3 separate regions of the Homo sapiens genome follow, and regions 1 and 2 are each linked to region 3. Evidence: chromatin loops called from intact Hi-C (ENCODE). Cell type or tissue: IMR-90. All regions are shown on one strand.

What was found. Hi-C counts contacts between places; a loop is a spot of excess contacts. Peaks named below come from ENCODE experiments on the same cell type or tissue, not always from the same donor. Only the 100,000 strongest peaks of a DNase experiment are listed, where the experiment ranks them.
Region 1: it touches region 3 in a loop (5-fold over the local background); 2 of 110 quality-filtered maps call a loop at or near these places.
Region 2: it touches region 3 in a loop (3-fold over the local background); 12 of 110 quality-filtered maps call a loop at or near these places.

What each region holds. Positions count from the first base shown.
Region 1 is chr6:140,535,185-140,543,184 of GRCh38, forward strand. LOC105378027 (a long non-coding RNA gene) reads left to right here and starts at 3,306. Exons shown (of 8, transcript XR_001744387.3): 1 at 3,306-4,118. In IMR-90, a CTCF peak has its summit at 3,940; a DNase peak (open chromatin) is centred at 2,767; H3K27ac peaks cover 3,212 bases.
Region 2 is chr6:140,432,048-140,440,047 of GRCh38, forward strand. No RefSeq gene overlaps it. Among named protein-coding and RNA genes, the nearest start is that of MIR3668, 230 kb to the left of the region's middle. RefSeq lists an enhancer at 3,693-4,690. In IMR-90, no CTCF peak of the experiment used is centred here; a DNase peak (open chromatin) is centred at 4,564; H3K27ac peaks cover 879 bases.
Region 3 is chr6:140,057,328-140,065,327 of GRCh38, forward strand. All of the region lies in intron 1 of LINC02941 (long intergenic non-protein coding RNA 2941), which reads left to right. All of the region lies in intron 2 of LOC107986652 (a long non-coding RNA gene), which reads right to left. Among named protein-coding and RNA genes, the nearest start is that of LINC02941, 85 kb to the left of the region's middle. In IMR-90, no CTCF peak of the experiment used is centred here; DNase peaks (open chromatin) are centred at 4,894 and 5,234; H3K27ac peaks cover 3,296 bases.

The DNA.
Region 1 (8,000 bases), 480 kb after region 3:
TAAAGCAATCCACAGATTTAGTGCAATCCCTGTCAAAATAACAATGGCATTCTTCCCAGAAGTAGAAAAAACAATTCTAAAATTTATATGGAACCACAAAAGACCAAGAGTAGTCAAATCTATCCTAAGCAAAAAGAACAAAACTGGAGGAATCATATTACTTGACTTTAAATTATACTACTGAGCTGTACTGACCAAAACAGCATGGTATGGGCATAAAAACAGACACATAGACCAATGAAACAGAATAGAGGACCCAGAAACAACCTATAGTGAACTCATTTTTGACAAAGTTGTCAAGAACATACACTGGGGAATAGACAGTCTCTTCAAGAAATGGTGCTGGGAAACTGGATATTCATATGCAGAATTAAATTAGACTCCTATGTCTCACCATCTACAAGAATCAAATTAAAATGGACTTAGGACTTAACTCTAAGACTTCAAACTATGAAACTACTGCAAACACTGGGGAAAATCTGCAGGACACTGGTGTGGGCAAAGACTTCTTGAGCAATACTACACAAGCACAGGCAAGCAAAGCAAACATGGACAAACAGGATCACATAAAGTGTAAAAGCTTCTGCACAGCAAAGGATACAATCAACCAAGTGAAGAGACAACCCACAGAATGCGAGAAAATATTTGCTATCTACCCTCTGACAAAGGATTAATAGCCAGTATATATAAAGAGCTCATACAACTCTATAGGAAGAAAGTAATAAGCCTATTTAAAAATGGGCAAAAGATTTGAACAGGTATTTCTCAAAAGAAGACATACAAAAGGCCAACAGATACATATAAAGGTGTTCAACCTCAGCGATCATCTCAGAAATGTAAATCAAAATTACAATGAGATATTATCTCATCTCCATTAAAATGGCTTATACACAAAGACAGACAATAACAAATGCTGACAAGGATGTAGAGAAAAGGGAACCCTTGTATACTCTTGGTGGGAATGTAAATTATACAACTACTATGGAGAACAGTTTGGTGTTTCCTCAAAAAAACTGAAAATTGAGCTACCATATAATCCAGCAATCCATGTTAAGTGTACACTGAAAAGAAAATAAATCAGTATATCAGAGAAATGTTTGCGCTCCTATGTTTGTTGCAGCGCTGTTTACAATAGCTGAGCTTTGGAAGCTACCTAAGTGTCTGTCAACAGATGAATGGATAAAGAAAATGTTGTACATATACTCAATGAAGTACTAATCAGCCATAAAGAGAATGAGATCCAGTCATGTGCAACAACATGGAGGGAAGTGGAGATTTTTCTGTTAAGTGAAATAAGCCAGGCACAGAAAGACAGACATCATATTCTTACTTAATTGTGTGATCTAAAAATCAAATCAATTGAATTCATGGAAATAGAGAGTAGAACCATGGTTACCAGAGTCTGGGAAGGGTAATGAGGGGTTGGTGGGGAAGATATAAACAGTGAATGGGTACAAAAAAAATAGAAAGAATGAATGAGACCTACTATTTGATAGCACAATAGGGTGACCATAATAATAACTTAACTATATACTTTCAAATAAAGAAGGTAATTGGATTGTTTGTTACTCGAAGGATAAATTCATGAAGGGATGGATACTCCATTCTCCATGATGTGCTTATTTCACATTGCATTCCTCTATCAACACATCTCATGTACCCCATAAATATATACCTACTATGTACCCATAAATGTTTTTAAAAAGTATAAAAAGCAATATTCTAAAAAAATTAAATTATGAATATCTACAAATGTTCTTTCTAGCAAGGTTAAAACAACTATTAAAGATTGTTGCTATTTAAATATATCATAGGAAAAATCAAATTAAAATTAAAAAATAATAAAAACTCACATACTTCAAAGAGCTTAAAAAAGTCTTTTTAATGAATTTGTTATGTGTTTCCACATTAAGTATTAATATGTCATGCTAATATATCACATATATAACTTTTCAAACTTAACAATGGTGCTTATTTGAGGCATTGTGAATAATTGAAGTTATAAAAATATATCACAAATACTTTTGAAGAAATCTGTAGGTCTACTCCAAGCCGATCACATTGTTGTCTCTGTCTGGAAAATCTCATAACTTCAGTAGCAGAGTCTATTTTTGGAGTTGAAAATCAGTTCGGTCACAATACCAGTGGGATGACTGAAGGCTTGGGTAATGGGCTATAAAATCTTTTCCATCTAGGTCACTGATTGATTTGAGACTGTCACCAAGGTAGGTAGAAAAACAGTCACTGCTGCCTCATAAGAACTGTCAAATCATGTGAAATGAGAATATGGTCTCAATTCTGGCAGACATTTTTCCCATCTACCTAACACATGCATGCACGTGAGCACACACACACTTAATGACTTCTTGGGTTGCTTTAGAGCAGAGTAAAATTATTCTGGAATGAATCTTCTGTTCTGTGCAGAATAGAAAATATTTTGCTTAATTTGTCCAAGTGGTGTCATCAGGCAATTTCTATTTCAGAATTAAAGTGATCCACTTTACCAGGGGGACTCTTTCCACTTGAATTTTTATGCCTTTGTAGACTATGGTTAAGTGAAATGAGCTTCTCGGCTCTTTAACTATGTGATCCTCCAGTGCAGTTTATTATTTGGAGGAAGCAACATTTTGTCTGAATGATTCTACCAAATAAAAACGAAAAAGAGTTTAGTTTGATCAGCAAAGAATGTAGAAATTTACTTAAGCAGTAAAGAATGTGGCTGTCTGACTTTGGTATTATGTTACACCTCATGGTTCAGGCATCTTGTTTGCCTTAAATGGTTTCACAAGCAGGAGGGTTGACCCAGAGCAGATTCGCAGTGGCTGCACAGAGCACAGCTAAACAGCAGATTTAATGAGGTCGGAATTTCACACAATGCCTTATTCAAAGAATTCAGGCAGCAGGAGAGAAGTTGTGGTGAATTGCAGTTGCCCATGGCTTTGCATCAAGAAGCAAAACGTTTCTCCACAAATAGTTCATAAAAGTTCAAAAATAGATGCCAATTACATTCAGCTTTAAGATTCAGACATTTGTCAGGGAGGGGGACTTGTGTATTCACATTGTTAGAATTAAGGAAGTACGTTCATGAACCAAAAATACAGAGCTCTATTTACTCGTCTAAAGTCAGGAAGGATCAAAAGGGTTTCCTAATACATTTTGACATGCTGGAAGTTTTTCCTTTGTTTTCCCACTTTATGTTTTTGCAGTACCTACCACCTTATATTGCATTCTTTGCTTGTCTGTCTCCCCTACTTAACTTTAAAGTCCTTGAAGACAGGCATTTGGGGTGCCTTAAATACTTAATGAATAATTGCAGAGTGAATGTTGAACGAAAATGAATGTAACTCATTCACATACTCTATGCTAAATTGAGAAATAAAAAGCTCAGACATTTTCACTCCATCTTATTCCCTTAAGAAACATCAATGTAAGAATTCGACAGACTGCTAATCTCTTTGTGAAGCTAATGACCAGCTTTAATTTTGCAAATTAAATATCCAGTTTCCCTGCCTTTTTCCCCATTGAAAAATAGTCCTATGTTGGTCATTTATATAGCTCATTATTTTGGACCTGGGGATAAAGCTACAGTCAGAAAGCACACAGCCTCAGGTTCTATAATATTGGAATTAGGGGTGAGAACATTTTCCCTTTATGTAAGAACTCTGTGGCTCTGGGCATTTCTACATAATTATTGATCAACCTTGAACCATAGTTTCTCAAAAAGTCATATAAATGGGAGAGGATTGAGGTAGAAGTATGTGATATATAATTTATTATCTAAATTTGGACACTTTTGTCTGGAAAGAAAAAGAAGAAAAGTAAAGAAAAACTGCCAGGATGCTGGGACAAGAGGTGCACCACATCCTGCTGGGGAAAGCAAACCAGAACATCAGGTCATCCTGGGTAGACACAACCTGAGCCAGTGAGCAACACTGCCCCCATTCCAGCTGATTTCTAGTGTAATTTTCCATCATCTGCCTTTTTAAATGTAGAAAGTCTTGATTCAGGCTTGACTGGAAGTATTAAATGTCTACCTCACTTTTGATAGGAAGAAGATGATTTTTCACCTAGTGGAGTCATTGAACAGTGGTCTTCAAATTGGGATTATTTCCAAGAATGTGAGTACAGACAGTTTTAACAGACTTAATTAAAGCTCCTCACTTACCACAATTACTCTTTTTTAGCATGATATTGTTTGTTTTTTGTTTAAACCCCTTAAGCCCCTTTCCTTAATATAATAGCTATTTACAAAAAATAAAAATCACTCATTCATCTCATCAGATATTTCAAATTACTCTTGTTGCCTTCATTAAAATCCCCTAATCCCACTACAGAAATTTGTGTTTTTCCCTGTCTTATACATATTTCTGTTAAGAAAGGAGCAGGGAATAAAAAATGATGTATTTCTGTCCTTGTAGACTGTTCTTAAATCAGATACATGGTAGATTATTGGTGGTAGAATTGATAGCAAATCTGATTTTATGGCCTCCTCTGTGCCAAACTACTGTTTCCAAAGGATGAATTGCTTTTGAAAATGAATTGCTAACTATAGATGTATAGTTAGCCTAGGCGCAGTGGCTCATGCCTGTAATCCCAGCACTTTGGGAGGCCTAGGCAGGCGGATCACTTGAGGCCAGGAGTTCGAGACCATCCTGGCCAACATGGCGAAACCCTGTCTCCACTAAAAAAAATTATCCGGGCATGTGGCATGTGTCTGTGATCCCAGCTACTCAGGAAGCTGAGGTGGGAGAATCACTTGAACCCTGGAGGCAGAGGTTAAAGTGAGCCAAGATCGCACCACTGCACTCTAGCCTGGGCAATGAAGAGAGACTCTGTCTCAATTAAAAAAAAAAAAAAAAAAAAAAAGTATAGTTAGAGTAACGCAATGAGCTGTCAGAAATAATAAACTTTTTAAAATGGCTTTTATTCACATATTTAATGTAAGCAATTTTAAATGTTATTTTCAATTCCTTTTCCTTAAATCCATCATTAGGAGGAAACAAAAGAATCTACAAATTTCCAGCATAACACAGATTACTTACTCTAACTTTTTAAATAGTAACTAGAGTCTATTTAGTACATCAAATTTTTTGAATTATGATGTACAAAAGTTGCAGATGAACAATTATTTATTTTAGGTGCGATATGCCTTTATTTGACATTGTAGATAAGTCTTACTTTGTCAAATGCTACTTGAAGTATTTAATTATAGAAAATCATCTTACCTCATTATAATTATGTGTTGAAATATATTCTACTTCCTATCAACAAATGAAATTTTAATGGTAAATGTTGGATTAATTATTTTATAGTAGCATGTCCCATTCCTTCCTGTAAATATACAATTTTTAAAATCATTATGTCTAATTAAAGTAAGGGGGGTATTCTTATTTAATTTTTTCCAGAAACTGAATGTCAGAGTTGAACACATGCATGAAGATATTTTCTGAAAGATTAATATATTATCATGTGCTTATATTCTTAGTCTATAATTTTTGCTTTTTGCTTCATTAAATTATTCCATATTAAATAATGAGGTATTACATGAAATTTACCCAACTTAAAATTAATTATTTTAAGTTCACATCATTTTAATTTTATTGAACTAATTTTAATAATTTATTTTACTACATATGTTCTAGAAGGCATTTTTGTTTTTTATATTCCTCAAGTGCATATTAACAAGTGCTTTTGATTTGAAAAAAATGAAGTGAAACTTTTTCTCATACAAAGTGTCTGATTTGACTAACCGGGATACTAGTGAGAACAGGAATTAATTCTGAAGTCACAATTTCAGACAAGTCCCTAACAACATCTAAGTCAGGAAACTCTCTGCTTTGACAAAACAAACAGTTTAAAGCACATGAAAAAATAAAAATATTTTATTAGGAAAACTGCATTGTCACAGATGTTACAGTATTTTTGTGTTCCCTAACAATTCTGAGATTATTGGGTTAAGCAAAGTGCCTAACAGTGAAAAGAATAATAGGTTTAATTAGTAGTGACTTGATTAGTCTTGAAAAAGTGGAGGTTTAACTTGGTGAAAGAAGCTATGAAGAAAGTTGCTGTTGCCTATTTCCTTCTAAAGTTGAGCATATATATGCTCTATATCCCAGAATTCTACGCTGAGATATGCACCCAAGAGAAACTCTTAAAACATGGTACCACCAGAGACCTGCATGAGAATATCATAACATCAGACACCTGGAAATAATTTGAACACCCCCTGTGGCAAACTAGATGAATAAACCGTGTGTCATTCTCACGTTGGCATGTTCTATAGTAGGCAAAATAAATGAACTTTAATAATGCACCGTAACATGGATGAAGCTTAGCAACAAACAAACTCCCAGTAAAGCTTTTGTGAACAGCTTTACAGAAATTGAAAGTGAATGACTTAAAAGCCGGGATCACCGAAGACACAAAAGCCTGAGAAATAACTCTGTATACAAGTCGCTGGTTTCAGATTCTAGGTTTTCAATACAAGTGAAACAATAGCTAACTTAATTATGTGTTGAAATACATAATGAAAAATAATATTTGATGATAGAACACATTTTTTACATTTTCCACATTTAAGAATTAGTTTAAAAAACTGGAATAGATTTCAGCTAATGAGAGTTTATTTTGCACTTACTGAACATACAGCAATATGCATTTTAGAATGTATATTACTTGATGGGAAAAAGTTTTCAATACCTGCGATTTTTAGCATAGATGGTATATAAAGAACTGTACATCTTTGTTAAGTAGCACAGCACTTTAAACTGGAATCTGCATAGTTTTCCAAGGTTGAATCTATTATTATCTTTGCAGCTAATTCAGATTAACCTGGAAAATATGATGATATTCATAATCATGTTTACCAGTCACGTGTGTAATATTTTAGAAATGGATTCAGTTTCAAGACATTGATTTTGTACAGATTAGAATGTTTTATTTTGGTACATTTTCAAGTAGTCTAGAAACAGTTCATACATGATGCAGTTCACAATATAAATCGTGTTTTGGAAATATATCCTAAAGAGAAAAATGTAAAGATACATATAAAACCAATACACCCTTCCTGAAACATAGGTATTGAAAACTTTTCCCTAGCAAATAAACATATTTCGTAAACCCAGAGCTCTGTTATTAAGAGCAAAACTATTTTAGGCTATTTAAGAACTATTGGAACTTCAACTACTGGGTCTGTAAGCAAATTAATTTTTCCACTTTTGAGAATTGTTTAAAAATTTTAGTATAGATTTCACTTAATGAGCACTTATTTTGCATTTACTGAATGTAGAGCAATATGCATTTTAGAACAACAAACACATAATTTAGTTTCTCCCTCATCTTTTTCTTAAGAAAGAAGCCAAAAATTTCTTTATTTTTACCAAGGTGTACAATAAAATGCTACAGTACTATGAATATACCGTACAGATGTCATTGTCTCTTTAGTCCTGGCAGAACCAGCCCCAGGCAAGATTGTGAAGGAGAAGATTGACATTGACATCACCAGACCTACTTTAGGCAGTTTTTTCCTCCTCTTCAGAATACTTTTTTTTTTTTTTTGCATCCTTCAGGAACTCTATATCATTGTGAAATTCCCTGACCCCTGCCAATTAAATTTGCTCTCAGTAAAGGGTTCAGTCTCACTTGTTCATTTCTCACTGTCCGTTTAAAGAAAGGTATTACTTTACCAGGGTTCTTGACATTTTACTCCTTTCTAATTGTGGAATCAGTGGCTTTGTCCTTTCGAAAGCCAGATCAACTACTAAAGTAAACTTGTCTTCTAATGTACAAGTCAAAGCTTCCCTGGCTGTGTGAGAAAAGAAAGAAAATGAAACTTACCAAAGAGTCATTTCTATAAGCAAACATGACTGATTGAGAGATTAATGCCCAATTAGTGATTCCTCAGTCACCAATTAAACCTTCTGATCACTCAGTCAATAATGATGGTGGTTACTGTACACAGGGCTTGTCATTGTTTGCAGATCTGTCTCTTAGCTTTATGA
Region 2 (8,000 bases), 370 kb after region 3:
TAGTTCTAATGTTTATACCTAAAATTTATTTGTGCTCTGAAGTCTGTTTTGTCTGAAATTAACACAGTTACTCAAAGTTACAGCTCTCTTTTGATTTGTTTAGCGTGCTTTATTTTTTTCCACCTTTCTACTCCTAACCTATTAGAGTCTTTATATTTAAACTGCAGATTTTATAAATAATATACAGTTTGAATTTGCTTTTACCCACTCTCAATATCTCTGCTTTTAAAAGTGGTGTATTTAAACCACTCATATTTAAAGTGATTATTTATATATTTGGATTAATAGCAACTGTATGTTAAAATATTGTCTACTTATTGACAAAGGTTATTTTCTTGCACGCTCTGGTTTTAATTGAGTCCTTTTGTGATTGATTTTTATCTTCTCTCTTAGCATAATTTTTTTACCTCTTCTTTGAACATTTTAGTACTTTGTGTACAGTTTACGTTATACATTCATTCACTAATAAACATTTTTTACCAGCCTAAGTCCACTTTCAAATAATCTTATTCTGCTCCATGTGTAGTGCAGGTGTCTTATATCAGAATATTCCCAATTTTTCTCTCCTATCCCTGTGAAATTTTTGTCATTTATTTCATATGTTCATACACTATAATTACCCAAAGCACTATCACAATTATTATTTGTATTCTAAATCACCTAAAGATAAGAAAAATAGTCTTTATTTTACTTTTATTTATTTCTTCTCTGAAGATCTTCTTTTTCTGTGTAGAGATGAGTTTCTGATTCATATCATCTTTCTTCTGCCTGAAGAATATTTTTTAATATTTCTTGCACCATGTGTGATATAGTTTGCTTCTGTGTCACCACCCAAATCTCATGTTGAGTTGTAAGTCCCAATTTTGGGGGAGAAACCTGGTAGGAGGTGATTGGATTATGGGGACATATTTCACCCATGCTGTTCTCATGATAGTGAGTGATTTCTCACAAGATCTGATGGTTTAAAAGTTTGTGGCATTTCTTCCCTCTCTCTCTCTCTCTCCTGTTCTGACATGTGAAGATGCGTTTGCTTCCCCTTTCACCATAATTGTGTTTCCTGACGCCTCCCAATCATGTTTCCTGCTAAGCCTGCAGAACTATGAGCCAATTAAACTTTTTTTCTTCATAAATTACCCAGTCTCAGGTAGTTTTTTATAGCAGTGAGAGATGGACTAATACAGAAAGTTGGTACCAGAAGTGGGGTACTGCTATAAAGATACCTGAAAATGTGAAAACAACTTTGGAACTGGGTAACAGACAGAGGTTGGAACATTTAGGAGGGCCCAGAAGAAGACGGGAAGATGAGGGAAAGTTTGGAACTTCCTAGAGATTTGTTGAATGATTGTGACCAAAATGATGATACTGACACGAACAATGAAGTGCAGGTTCAGGTGGTCTCAGATGAAGATGAAGAACTTAATGGAGACTGGAGTAAAGGTCACTCTTGCTATGCTTTAGCAAAAAGACTGGCAGCATTTTGCCCCTTCCCTAGAGATCTGTGAAACTTTGAACTTGAGAGAGATGATTTAGGCCATCTGGCATAAGAAATTTCTAGCAGCAAGGCATTCAAGAGCTAATCTGCCTTTTTCTAAAAGTGTACAGTCATATGCATTTACAAAGAGATGGTTTGAAATTGGAATTTATGTTTAAAAGGGAAGGAAAGCATAAAGGTGTGAAAAACATGTCACCTGACCATGTGGTAGAAAAGAAAAACCCATTTTGGGGAGAGGAATTCAAGCATGCTGCAGAAATTTGCATAAGTAACGAGGATCTGAATGCTAATCACTAAGACAATGGGGCAAATGTCTCCGGGGCATTTCAGAAACCTTCAGAGGAACCCCTCCCTTCACATGCCCAGAGGTCTAGGAGGGAAAAATGGTTTCATGGGCCAGGCTTAGGGCCCAGCTGCTCTGTGCACCCTCAATACATGGCATGGCATCCTGCATCCCAGCCATTCCAGCTCCAGCTGTGGTTCAAAGAAACCAAGGTACAGCTTGGGTTGTTGCTTCAGAAAGTGCAAGGCCCAAGCCTTGGTGACTGGGAGTGTGGGCGTGCAGAAGGCAAGAGTTGAGGTTTGGGAAAATCTGCCTAGATTTCAGAGGATCTATGGAAATGCTTGGATGTCCAGGCAGAAGTCTGCGGCAGGGGAGGAACACTCAGGGAGAACCTCTATTAGGGAAGTGCAGAGGGAAAATGTGGGGTTGGAGCCCCCATACAGAGTCCCCACTGGGGCACTGCCTGGTGGATCTGTGAGAAGAGGGCCACTGTCCTCCAGACCCCAGAATGGTAGATCCACCAACAGCTTGCACTGTGTGTCTGGAAAAGCCACAGACACTCAATGCCAGCCAATGAAAGCAGCCGCAGGGGCTGTACTCTGCAAAGCCACATGGATGGAGCTGCCCAAGGCTATAGGTGCTCACCCCTTGCATCAGTATGTCCTGGATCTGAGACGTGGAGTCAAAGAAGATTATTTTGGAGCTTTAGGATTTAATGACTGTCCTGCTGGGTTTGGGGCTTGCATGGGGCCTGTAGCCCCCTTGTACTGGCCATTTTTTTCCCTTTTCATATGGAGAATTTAGCAAATGCCATATATTGGAAGTAATAGAGGTGGTTTTGAGTTTACAGGATCATAGGTGGAAGTTACTTGCCTTGTCTCAGATGAGACTTTGGAGTTGGACTTTTGGATTAATGCTAGAATGAATTAAGACTTTGGGGGATTGATGAGAAAGCATGATCTGTTTTGAAATGTGAGAACAGCATGAGATTTGGGAGGGGCCAGGGTCAGAATGATATGGTTTGGCCCTGTTTCCTCATCCAAATCTCATGTTGAATTTTAATCCCCAGATGTCAGTGGAGGAATTTGGTGAGAGGTGATTGAATCATGGGGGCAGATTTCCCACATGCTGTTCTTAATGAGATCTGATGATTCAATAGTGTGTGGCACTTCCTCCCTCTCTGTCTTTCTTTTTTTCTCTCCTGCTTTGACATGTGAAGATGTGCTTGCCTTCCAACATGATTGTAAGTGTCTTGAGGCCTTCCAGTCATGCTTCCTGTTAAGCCTGCAGAACTGTGAGTCAATTAAAGCTCCTTTCTTCATAAATTGCCCAGTCTCAGGTAGTTCCTTATAGCAGTGTAAAAACAGACTAATGCAACCAGTCTGCTGGTGATCGATCGTCCTAGATTTTTTGAGAAAGTCTTTATTTTTCCTTTAATTTTTGAGGATAATTTTGTTGGAGATAGAGTAGTAGGTTGGTGATTTGTTTTTTTCAACAGTTAAACTTTAAACAGATACTTTTTTACTCCATTCTTCTGCTTGCATAGTTTCTTACCTGAATTCCAATGTAATTTCTATGTTTGTGCCTTTATAGGTAGTATGTTTTTTTATCTGAAGTATTTCAAGATCTTTTCTTTGTCATTGGTTTACTAAAATTTGAATGTCCTATACCTCGATATAGTTTTGTTTATTTGTTTGTATTTATTTGGTTAGACATTCTCTGAAATTACTGAATCCATGGTTTGGTGTTTTTCACTAATTTTGGAAAGTTTGAAATTATTATTTCAAACATTTATTTTGCTCTCTTTTGTCTTTATTTTTCCTTCTTTTACTCTAGTTACATCTTATGTTATATCCCTAAATTTGTCTCACAGTTCTTGGATGTTCTGGTCTTTTGTTTTTATTCTTTTTTTTTTTTTTTTTTAATTTCAATTTGGGAAGTTTCTATAGATTTATATTCAAGCTCACTAGTTCTTACCTTGGCTGTGTCGATTCTACTGATGAGCACATCAAAGGCTTTTTCTACTTGTGTAAAAATGCTTCTAACATTTCCACCATTTTATTTTGATTCTTTCTTAGAGTTCTGTCTCTCTGGTTACTGTACCATCTGTTCTTGCATGTTGTCTACTTTTTGTGTTAGATCTCCTAACATATTAATCATAGACATTTACAATTACCGGCTTGATAATTACAATATTTGTAACATGCCTGAATCTGGGTCTGATCTTTGCTTTGACTCTTCAGACTTTGTTATTATTTTGTTGTTTACTTTCTTGTTTCTTTTTCTTCCTTTTTGCTGTTGACATGCCATCCATTCATTTACTTGTGAAACTGGACTTGTTGTATTGCATAATAGGAAGCCAAGTAAATAGACCTGTAATGTGAGGATTTATGTTAATCTGGCTAGTGTTTGGGCTTTGTTCAATGTTTGTTGTAGCTCTATGTGCCAGAGGCTTCAAACTCCTCTACGGTCCTTGTTTTTGTCTCCCCTCTTGACTTTGAACTTCTGTAAGTGCTCCTCCTTGCAGAAAGTCTATGTCTTACAGCTCTGTAATCCACCATTATTAAACAAAAGTTTTGTTGTAATTGCAGTAAGGTAGAGAAGAAGATTGTATAATTTTTCAATTAACTTCAGTCTTTTAATGCTCCTGTGTCCCTGGCCCATGACCTTCACAAGTGTTTCTTTTTATATATGTGGTTTTTTTTTCTTCGTCTTAGTTGAGACAGGAATGCTAGTGGAGTGAGAGGAATGCACCTCTTCATAGCTCCAGGACAAGGCTCTGGTAAGGTTTTGTTTCCCCAGAGAGTGTAGGCCTTTGTTATGCAGAAGGCTCTCAGCACATTTCACAAGGATTACTCTTCTCCTCAGGCTAGAACCAGGAGTCAATTTTTCTGGTTTTTGTTTGTTTGTTTTGTTTTTTTACCACAAGAACTGGGTGGAGATTCCAGAGGTAAAGCCCACAAAAGTGTGAGGCTCCCCTAGGACTATGGGCACCGAGAGAATCTTACTCTGAAATGAGCCCACACTAAGCTACCCTTTACACTTCAGTATGTGCTTCCTAAAAACAAGAACATCATTGTGTATCTTCACAACACAATTACCACTAGATACAATATTATTACCGAATCTGTAGACTAGTTAAATGTCGTCACCCGGAGTCCAGCACATGGTTGTGTTATGTTTTCTTTTCTGCTCTTTGGCTATCAATCTGGAATAGGTCCTCAGTCTTTCTATGTCTTTTTAAAAATTATTATTATTATTATTTTATATACAGGGTCTCATTCTGTTGCCCAGGCTGGAGTGCAGTGGTGTGATCATAGCTATTGTAACCTCAAACTTCTGGACTCAAGCAATCCTCCTGCCTCAGCCTCCCCAGTAGCTAGGACTACAGGCACATGCCACCTAGTGAATTTTTTATTCTCTTTTGTAGCAACGGTGTTTCACTATTTCCCAGGGTGGTCTTCAACTCCTGACCTCAAGTGAGCCTCCCACCTCAGCCTCCAAAAGTGCTGGGATTACAAGTGTGAACTACTGCACCCAGCCTTTCTTTGTCTTATGTTATTTTGATACTTTAAAGAGTAAAGCCTACTTATTTAGTGGAATACCTCTTAATTTGCATTGGTCTGTTACTGTATCATTTCCAGTTCATTCTATCAGTAGGCACATGACACTATTTTGTTCTATTTTTGGTGATGTTAACATTGGTCTCTTGGTTAAAATAGTGTCTGCAAAGTTTCTCCAGTGTAAATTTTCTCTGTAAAAATAGTAAGCACACTTTGGGGAAAATACTCTGAAATACTTGTTAATTCTTCAGTCCTCCTCTCACTTCTATCATCCCACCAATTTCCACCTTCATCCCCTCAAAGTTTCAACATTTTTGCCTGGCTATAGCTTAATCGTTCTTTAGGGCACAAAAATGACTTCATTGACTCTTAGACTAAATTGTACTCTCTGTTTAATAATAATAGCTTACAGCATCATCTCAGACCCTAGCTCCAGCCTTGCTGATGTTCAGGCGGTAGAGAGGTAGATCCCCAAATTAACAGGGTGTGGATGGGGAAATCCTGAGAGCATCGTGGCTTTCTGTAATTTGTGTTCTTCATATCTATTCTCTTCATAGAAATCATGCTTTAATGTTGTTTGTAAAAAAATATGCAAAAGTACCAGGGATATTTAAGTTAAAAAAAAAAAAGCCCTCAAAAAAAATCAAAGCCTGCAAGTGAGGTTGTGGACTTAGAGGGAGAAACATACTACGTGATATGAGACTCAGGTCACTATCATGTTTCAGTCATTTGCTGAGCAGCATCTGGTATGTGACCTCTAACAAGTCCTGACAGATCAGGTCTCGGAGGTTGAGTGCAGACACCTCTATCCCTACAAGGCATACTTTGTGGAGAGCCTGGGATTTCTGGAGGAGCTTGGAGACTGAGAAAGTTAGTAAACATTGCTGTAGTATTTGTGCTTAGCCTCTCTGAGTTCAAACAAAATTAGACAGAATCAGAACCAAATTCAAGCTCTTCACAGTGTCAGCTGGGGCAAGGCATAGTGTTTAGACATTGTCCTTATAGCACAGTTGTGCTAGTAGACATCAGAGAGAAGCTTCCAAGAAAAGGAAAGAAATTTTCTGGGAACATCTTACCTTCATCCCTGCCAGGCACAGAACTTCTCAATTAGGGAGAGAGGAGATACAGAATGAAACTATTCTACCCACTTGAAGTAAAGTGATTCGCCCCTATAACATGCACCTTTACTAGAGTTCAGAGCTTGTAGAACAGTGCTGAGGATGTGGCAGGAGCCCAATTATATTCATACAATTAAATTGAATAATATAATACAATGGAAATTACAACCACACTGTCGTGTTGTAAGATATGTACATCATATAGCAGAAAATCATCAAAAAATGTGTGTACTCTGTATGAAAATTCAAAAGTATTTGTTTTGTTTGTATATTTCAGGAATTATAAATTTACGATTGTGTCTCTTTTTGCTTTTTCTGATTCAAAATTTAGAGCTGAAACCAAGGCTTTTGTGACATACTAGTCCATAAGGCAGTGATTGTGTGTGCAAAGTGTGTCTCTGGTTTTATTATTCTGTTCACATATTTTTCCATTTGTATGTCTCTCAAATTTTCTAACCATATAAACCAGAAATTTTCTTTTGCAAAGACAAGTTTCAGAAAAGAAAACATTGTCCTTAATTTAAGTCCCTAAAAACAAAATCTCACATCACTCTACTTATTTTAATATTTAGAATAATTTGATGTTTGTGTAAGGTATATTAGTCATAAGTTAATTCAATTGAAAGTAGTTGTATATGATTTCAAGATAATATGAAAGTATCCATTTTTTTTAAGTAGAGGAGTTTAGACCTTTAATAAAAATATCCAACCTAGAGGATGTTTTTAAAGCTGTTGTAATGTTCATAGTAACATCTTTGTGGCGAGATTAAAATTTCTATGAGAACATTACACTTGAATTCAACAAGTGCTGCCTGTTAGCATGAATAGCAAATGCACATCCATGCTTCTCTTAGATAACAGATGTTGTCTAGGAGGATGGTGATTGCACACACGACAATTTAAAGATATAATTTTTGACATGTGAAGAGTGGAAAAGATAACGCTTGAATCACTAGAATATTTCTCAGTCCATTATTATAAATAGGTGCATGTACCTAAATTAATAATCTTAATTACATATAAAATTTTTGAAATTGGCTCAAAATGTTTATTAACTATTGACTATCCCATTGGGAAGTCAGTGAAAACTTTATATCCATGTATTTGGCAACATATTTTTAATTCTATGTGTTACATATGTTTTTATGTCTTACTTTAAGTTTATTGTGAAATACAATAAAGATATATCAAAATGAATATTCAAATTTAACTATTAACAGATATTACTACTATTCATATTCATAATGCTTATTACCATTCATTATAACATTACAAGTTACTGAAATATTTAATGTTCAAATACGTTGTTCTTGAACAGGCATTTATGTTAAGTTTGTGTAAGTGATGCCATGTTCCACTAAGACAAGACCGAGATATTTAGTTCAAAGGTGACATGTCCTCTTCAATAAGTAGATTGTTATTTTGGTTCACGGTGGTGAGGTGGAGATGGGGCCAACATTAAAGAATCAACATCAGTTTCCTACATATTTTTAGGCAGGTTTTATTTTTCAATAATATGACACACTTCCATTTTTATTTATTAC
Region 3 (8,000 bases):
AATATTAATTTGATCAAACTAAGGTCCTTTTTTAATTATTTAATGATCACAACATGAAATCACACAAATTAAGAGGATAGAAGATATAAATCAATCTGAATTAGGAAAAATTTTGTAATTTAACCAGGTAACATTTTCATGGATGTAAACAAATATATTACAGATAATGAGATGAAGGAATTGGTATGAAACTGAATTTAAAACCTTAATTTAAACAAATATGTTCTCTAGTTTATACACAATCAATACACATGGCATATGAAATTTCATAAAATATGATACAGTACATTGCTTCTTCTATATACCATTCACTATTTTTATAAGCACAGAATATTATTGGATGATAAATATAATTAAACAGAGCAAAATCATATGAATTAAAGCCATGAAGATTTTTTTACGGAATTACAGGCTTGCTACAGAGCTTGTGGGCATTACTACTATGCTGTCAGAGAAATGTATTAGCCCCTGAGGGATAGATTCTTATTATCAGCTATGGATTTTGTGGTCTTTAAATTAGAAAGCAAAATGCTATAATATGTGTCTTTGAAAGCAAAAGAAGGAAAGTACTGAAAAATTTAAGCAAACAATTAATGTTAACTTCAAATGTAAGGGTGCTTGAGTTTGTACACAGCTTGCTCCCTAGTTAAAGCCAAGATCTACATTGCATGCACAATTGCATGCAAATTGGACCTAATTTACTGCATGCGCTGCCTCTTCAATTAAATAAAATGAGAAGATGATTTTTACTTTAGAAGAGTAAAATTTCAATGTGTTAAAATGTTTTACCTCCAAATTTTTCATAAATAGCTTACACACCAAAGTGTTTATTTGAAAGATCTCATTTAGTCAGTATATTTTGAGTTTGGCTTGGCATGGAAGGCGTGGGTTCTGCCCTCAAGGAGCATATGGATCTACTGGGAACAGGAAATATATTAACATGGCTAAATTTCTAGATTTATCTTCCTAAGACACCTTTTTATATAGGTCTGCTTGTTCAACTTCTACCTTCCAACTCATCAGTCTTTAAAGTCTGCATCATTGCATGTAACAGGCACTCCAAATCCTTTTTTTTTTTTTTTTTGAGACAAAGTCTCACTTTGTCACCCAGGCTGGAGTGCAATGGCATGGTCTTGGCTCACTGCAACCTCCCCCTCCCTCCCGGGTTCAAGCGAATCTCCTGCCTCAGACTCCCAAGTAGCTAGGTCTACAGGCATGTGCTACCACACCCAGCTAATTTTTGTATTTTTAGTAGAGATGGGTTTCACCATGTTGGCCAGGCTGGTCTCGAGCTTCTGACCTCATGATCCGCCCGCCTTGGCCTCCCAAAGTGCTGGGATTACAGGCATGAGCCACTGTGCCCAGCCTCCAAATCCTTTTATGAGATGTATTCGCTTCCTAGGTCTGCTGTAAAAAGTATTACAGAGTGACTTAAGACAAGAGAAATTTATTGTCTCACAGTACTTGAGGCTAGTAGTCCAAAATCAAGGTATGGATGGAGGCATGCTCCCTCTGAAACCCATAGGGGAGAATCCTTCTTTACCTCTTCATAGCTTCTTGTGGCTTGTCAACAATCTTTGGCATTCCTTGGCTTGCAGCTATAGCACTCCAATTGCTGTCTCTATTGCAACATAATGTTCTTCCTTCCTGTGTCTGTGTTCAAATCTACCTGTTCTCAACAGGACATCAGTCATATTGGATTGAATGTCCATTCTATTCCAATACGATCTTATCTTAACATAGCTGATTACGTCTGCAATAACCCTATTTCCAAATAAGGTCACATTCTGATGTACTAGGGGTTAGGATTTCAACATACATGTTTTGGGAATACAATTCATCACATGACAGGAAGCATTCAGGTTCATCCACTATTTTGCTTGCTCAGGCTGCCTTCATTCCTCATTTATTATGGGAGAAAAAACCTACCAGTTGTTGAATTCCTTCTCTTAGCAGGTACTTTACATATGCTAACTAATTAATTCTTGGGAGAACTCTAAAGAAAAGGCATTATTGTCCCATTTTATTGGTGAGGGATCTGAGGCTTAGGGAGTTAAAGTGCATTTCTCAAGATTTACTCATCCTTTAGGTCTTAGTTCCAATCTCGTTCCATCAAGAAAGGCTTCCTGAACACCCAGGCAAAATTTGGTTTCCATAATATGTATTCTCATGGCACCTTCTATTTTTCCTTTGTAAAATTCATATCATTTAATAATTATTTATCATTCAATATTTGTTTAGTGTTTGCCTCTTCATCTGGGTCATAAGCTCCATGAGGTGGGGCCCATGTATATTTCCATCACTTGGGCACACAGGCACTGGGTAATATTTGTGGAACAAATGTTTGAATGAGTAACTCCCATAATTAGTAGAATAAATATTTGAACATTTTACCCCAAATCTCAGAGTTACTCCACCCATAATGATTAACCAGTTTCTACTAGACATCTGTAATGTAGTAGACATTTAACTTCGCAAGATGAATAAGGCCTAGTCCCTGTCCTCAGGGAGTTTACAGTTTAATAGAGAAGACACAGAAGAGGAGGGGATGACTAGCTACCTGAAGATGGTGATGGGATCAGAGAAGCTTATCACAGATACCAAAATCATCTTATAGGGAGGAAGACTGGTTGGAATAATTGGAAAATGGGGTTAAGGGAGGCCTAGGCAGAGAAGCAGGTGTAAATGGGACAAGTCCTTGGCAGAGGATAATATTTTTCCCCAAAGGCAGGCAATTTGGTAGATGGAGGAGGGGTTTTGATGAGTTAGATGAGCCTCATCTAAAAGAACTTTTCCTGAGCCAAATGGATCTACTCATGAGCTCATCAATATATCCCACACATTTGTGACTCAGCTCAATGAAAAGCAGATATTTCCAAATCTGGAAAAAGCTCTTTTTGGAGGTAATGAGTTCCCAGTCTTTTGGAGTTGTTGAATAATCATGTGGGCAACTATTTTAATGCTGTGTTTTAGCAGTGCTTCTCTTCCTATCCTTCTTGCTGCTATGGCACGCATGGAAAATATTTCAATGGCACATTGAGATACAACCAGAAGCAAACTCTTCCAAGGGCTGAAGAGGTCAATACACCAACTCCTTTGTGATACATGCACAGTGTTCTAGAATAGGGAATTTAATCCTTCTGGAGTTTTCATTATAGAAAAAATTAAGATATCCTCTAATTTTGAGGTTCTTTAAACTGAAACACTCCTTTTCCATATTCTTCATACAGAATCCCAGAGTAATGTATTAATAGTGTAAATCAGATGATGTCACCTCACTGCATAAAACCCTTCACTTCTTAAAACATTTCAAAGAAAATCCAGAATTCTTACCTTGAACTAACAGGCTCTGCACACTTTGGTTTCTACTTGCCTCTCTCAATTAATTTTCTACATCCTTCTCCTCTGCTCACTATAAGCCAGCTCTAGGCATTTTTCTCAAGTTTTCAAATAAGCCAAACTTACTTCTGCCTCAGGGCCTTTGCACAGGCTGGTATCTCTAAAGGCAAAAATATGAGGATAGCTTTCTTATACTTTAATCCACAGTTTAAATATCATACCCCAGTAAGGCTTTTCCCTGACTGCTGTATCTAAAGAGTTTCTACGTATAGTTTATTGCACCATCTGTTTGTAGCCTCAAATGGTGTATTTCTTAAAAAAAAAAAAGAAACTACTCATTTATTATTGTCCCCCTGTACACACACACTCCCTCTACCATCCACCTCTTCCCTGACCTGTGAGTTTGACAGAAGGAAAGTGCTTGCTCTGCTCAGAACTCTAGTAGTTCTGAACGAATACAACAATGCCAGGGACATTATAGGGGCTCAATGCTTATAAGTTGAATGAATTAATTTGAACATTTCAAGGACAATTTGACAAATAGATCAATGTAAATATTGTAAGCCTGGAAAGGAAGGATGTTTAATGAATAAGATGGAGACAGAGGATGGGTTTAAAGGAGTGACCACATTGGTATGCAGAAATTGAGAAAGGTTTCATGGAGGAAGCTCTAGATGTCCCCTGAAATGTTAACATGTAAAACTAAGGAGTGTGTGGGGGAGGGGGATTATGGTAATATTTTAGAAGAAATTATTATCCATAAATATGTATTGTTAAGTAGAAGAACTACATGGTTTAGGAACAACAAATAATGCAATTTGATTTTATTATAGCAGTGTTTCTCAATCAGTTATGATTTTGCCACCTAGGGGACACTGCAAAATGTCCAAAGACAATTTTGGTTGCTGCAACTTAGAAGTGCTACTAACTTTTATTCGGTAAAGGCCAGGAATGATGCTAAACGTTGTTCAAAGCCCAGGACAGTACCTCTCAACAAATAATTATCTGCATCAAATGCCAATAGTGACAAGATTGAGAAATACTGCATTCTGGGAATATGTAAGAACATCGTAGAAAATAAAGCTAAAATAACAAGGCAAGGCAAAACTTTGGAAATACTTAAATATCAAGGTCAGGCATTTACTTAGTAGGGAGAGGGGAACTAATGTTGGTTTTATGCAGAGTCGTGATAGGAACTCTTGGAGGCTTAACCCAGTACTCACATAAAGGCAGCCTGGAGCAAAATGGGAAGAGGCCTGTGTAGAAGCTGCTTTAGTGGTCTAGATAAGAATAGGGGGCCTTGCACTAGAAGAATGCTGAGGGAGATGGAATGGAATAGACAGATTTATGTTATTTCAGAGTTACAATATTAATGGATTGTCAATGACAGAATGCATCCATTCTGTTTCAGAAGTTTTTAAGTATACATTCTTATGTCTGTTTGATTCAGTTCACATGGATTTTGAAGGAAAATACCACAAGTCATGACTTTTTGTCCATAAATGCTTGGAATGCCCCTGAGGTTTCTTCAGTATTTCATATCACATGTTTTCATCAGTGAGGGGAGAATTTAAAAACATGCATGGTAATAACTAAAAACTCTGCTGCTTTAGTGAAGGAATTTGTTATTGCACCATATTTGGGTGTGGGATGAGTAGAAAAGAAAAAGAAAGGGGGAGGGGAGAGAGAGAGAGAGAGGCAAACACAACAAACCACACAGTTTTAGTATTTCTCCTGTAGAATACTTGGAAAATGAAGATATTTGAAAAATAGAGTCATGGAATCTTCGAGTTAGAAGGTTATCTGGTCCAGTCTTTTTTTTATTCGAGCACAAAATCAAAACATTAAGTGGGATGGCTGACTACTCTTGTCTTAAAGATCTTCAGTGCTTGGCCAGCTGCCCAGGTTATTCAAAGTCTGTGCTCACATTTGCAGTGAGTTTTTAAGATTTCAAGATATTGGCAATCTGACAAAAGCCTAATTCAAAAGTAACTGGTATCTTTATTAAGGTATAGCAAATGAGATATGAATAAAAACTGTGTGAAAGAGCCAAGGCAGAAATACAAGGTAATTATTTTCTGGACTTCACCCTTTGTTGGGAGTTTCAGAGACCTCAGCAAAAAAAGAAGCCTCTCTGGCTGTATTTTAATCCTGGCTTCCTCTAGCCTAGGAACAGCCAATTACTGTGGTAAACAGAAATCATCTGAACATCAGCAGTATCCCTATCATCATCCTGATGCCAGCCTTGGGAATTTTGACCTCTATGTTTCATGGCATGGTCCACCCCTCAGTGGTCAATAAGCCAAGCCAGATGCTGTTCTTCCAACTCGATATAGGGGAAGGAACTGAGTTCTATAGCCTACTGGCTTGGTTAAGGGCTTCAAGGCACATTTGGCTCATTTATGCTATCACACATTCTTGATAATGTGTATTTTAAATTACCCATGCACTTTCATCATGGAAGTCAAGAGCATGTAAGATCCTTGCCTTTTCTGGAAGGAACATTAGACATGGAAGCTTTAACACTCCTAAGAGAACAGATGTCTGGTCAAACTGGTGCAATTCATGATAAATAAAGCCCAGGAGAAGGAATTGCTAATGAGGGCTGGGAATGAGTGAGGAGGGGAAAATATTCTGTTAGTTATTAGGGTAGGGAGTTGATTTAGAAGAAGCATGATTAGTAATGCATGTTAAACTCTGGGTTTCTAGATATGGCCACATATCACTAAGGATCATAGATATGGGTAGAAAGTGAAAAATATCTCTGTATACCGTGATTCTAATAGATGTAAAAATGCTAAGTTAAGTCATTCTCCTTATGTTCTCATTCTTGGGCCTGCCTTCTCTGACATTTATCCCAGTATTTCCATAATACTTTTGGAATAGGCAATAACAACACCATAATTTGCTCTAATTTTGCATATTTGTACTAACTCTTTATAAGAAGAATCCCATGGGAGATTCTAGTAGGTAAACATAGAAAATTTTTTCACATGTCTGATAAAACCAATAAAATGTAAAACAAAGAAAGTAACCAAAGATAATTTATTGAAAAAAACTATCTCACAAATCAAAGATTTTCTGATCTGCCAAAATTCTCTGAGAGGGACAAATAGACTTGCTGGACTCTGATGTTTTTTTGTTTTTGTTTTTAAATATTCACTGATGACATCACAGTCTCTTGTCAAAAGTTCGCTGATAATAATGTCAAAAACAGACTACCAGACAGAGAAAAACCTATGAGACTCTTATAAACTTTTTAAGTGTTCTGTTTTCTCCCTTTATGTGCTGCTAAATACATGCACAGAAAGAATTTCTTATTGAATTATTTTCCAAATATGCAATGCTCACTACTTTCAGCATTTTCATGTTGTATGTATACCTCTAAACTATTATTTATCTAGCTGGTTTTAGACTTTTTTGCCTAATCAAAGTTATCTAATCAGGGAAACAACACTACATAAAAAATCATGGAATATATATATATATATTCCATATATATTTTATATATATGTATACTCCATATATATGGAATATATGGTCATTATATATATATATACACACACATTTTATATATGTGTGTGTGTGTGTATATATATATATATATATATATATATATAAAATTCCATAGCTGGAATACTGAGGAAAGCATTTAGCTTTCCTCAGTAAAAGAGCATGTGTTGATAACTCTTTATCGTGTGTGTGTGTGTATATAAAGTTCAGTGCTTAATATCATTGTGAAATATAGACTTCTAGTTGTTAGTACATGTAACAACAGCAGAAATGGTAAAATCATTACAATAAAGCTGTGAAGGATGTGTTCTTGCAGCAAAGCACACGGGGGATCTTGGTTCCTAGCAGAAAAACACCACTGCTGCTATTTACTTCATCAGTGAATGACTCTGTGGGAGCAAAGGCCACAAGACAGCACTGAAAAGAGAACAGGCAGTGGTGCTGCCTGCCCGCTGATCAGACTGTGCTTGTCTTTTCAAAAAGAAAGAAATTTATCCTTTTAATAATTCCCGGTCGGGCGCGGTGGCTCATACCTGTAATCCCAGCACTTTGGGAGGCTGAGGAAGGTGGATCACGAGGTCAGGAAATCAAGACCATCCTGGCCAACGTGGTGAAACCCCGTCTCTACTAAAAATACAAAAATTAGCTGGGCGTGGTGGCACGTGCCTGTAATCCCAGCTACGTGGGAAGCTGAAGCAGAGGAATCGCTTGAACCCGGGAGGCAGAGGTTGCAGTGAGCTGAGATCGCGCCACTGCACTCCAGCCTGGATGACAGAGCGAGACTCCGTCTCTAATAGTAATAATAATAATAATAATAATAATAATAATAATAATAATAATTCCCTCAGATAGCACAGCTAAGCCAAGTTAGCTCTCCAGCCAGCTCTTGTTTGTGAAGTGTAATTCTGTGGTAATGAGCTGGTGACAACGTGAGGAAACAGTCTAAACCTTCTGAAAATCAATCCAAACATGACTAAAGACAGGAAGAAAGGGAAGGGAAGGGATGGGAAGGGAAAAGAGAGAGAGATGAACCAGAGGGAAGAAAGAAATTTTAATGACCATTTCAAGGGAATCAAGAGCACCATGGACATGAACTATTATTTACCAGTACAGTGGGGTTAAGGAATAAACTCTATTGGGATTCCCAT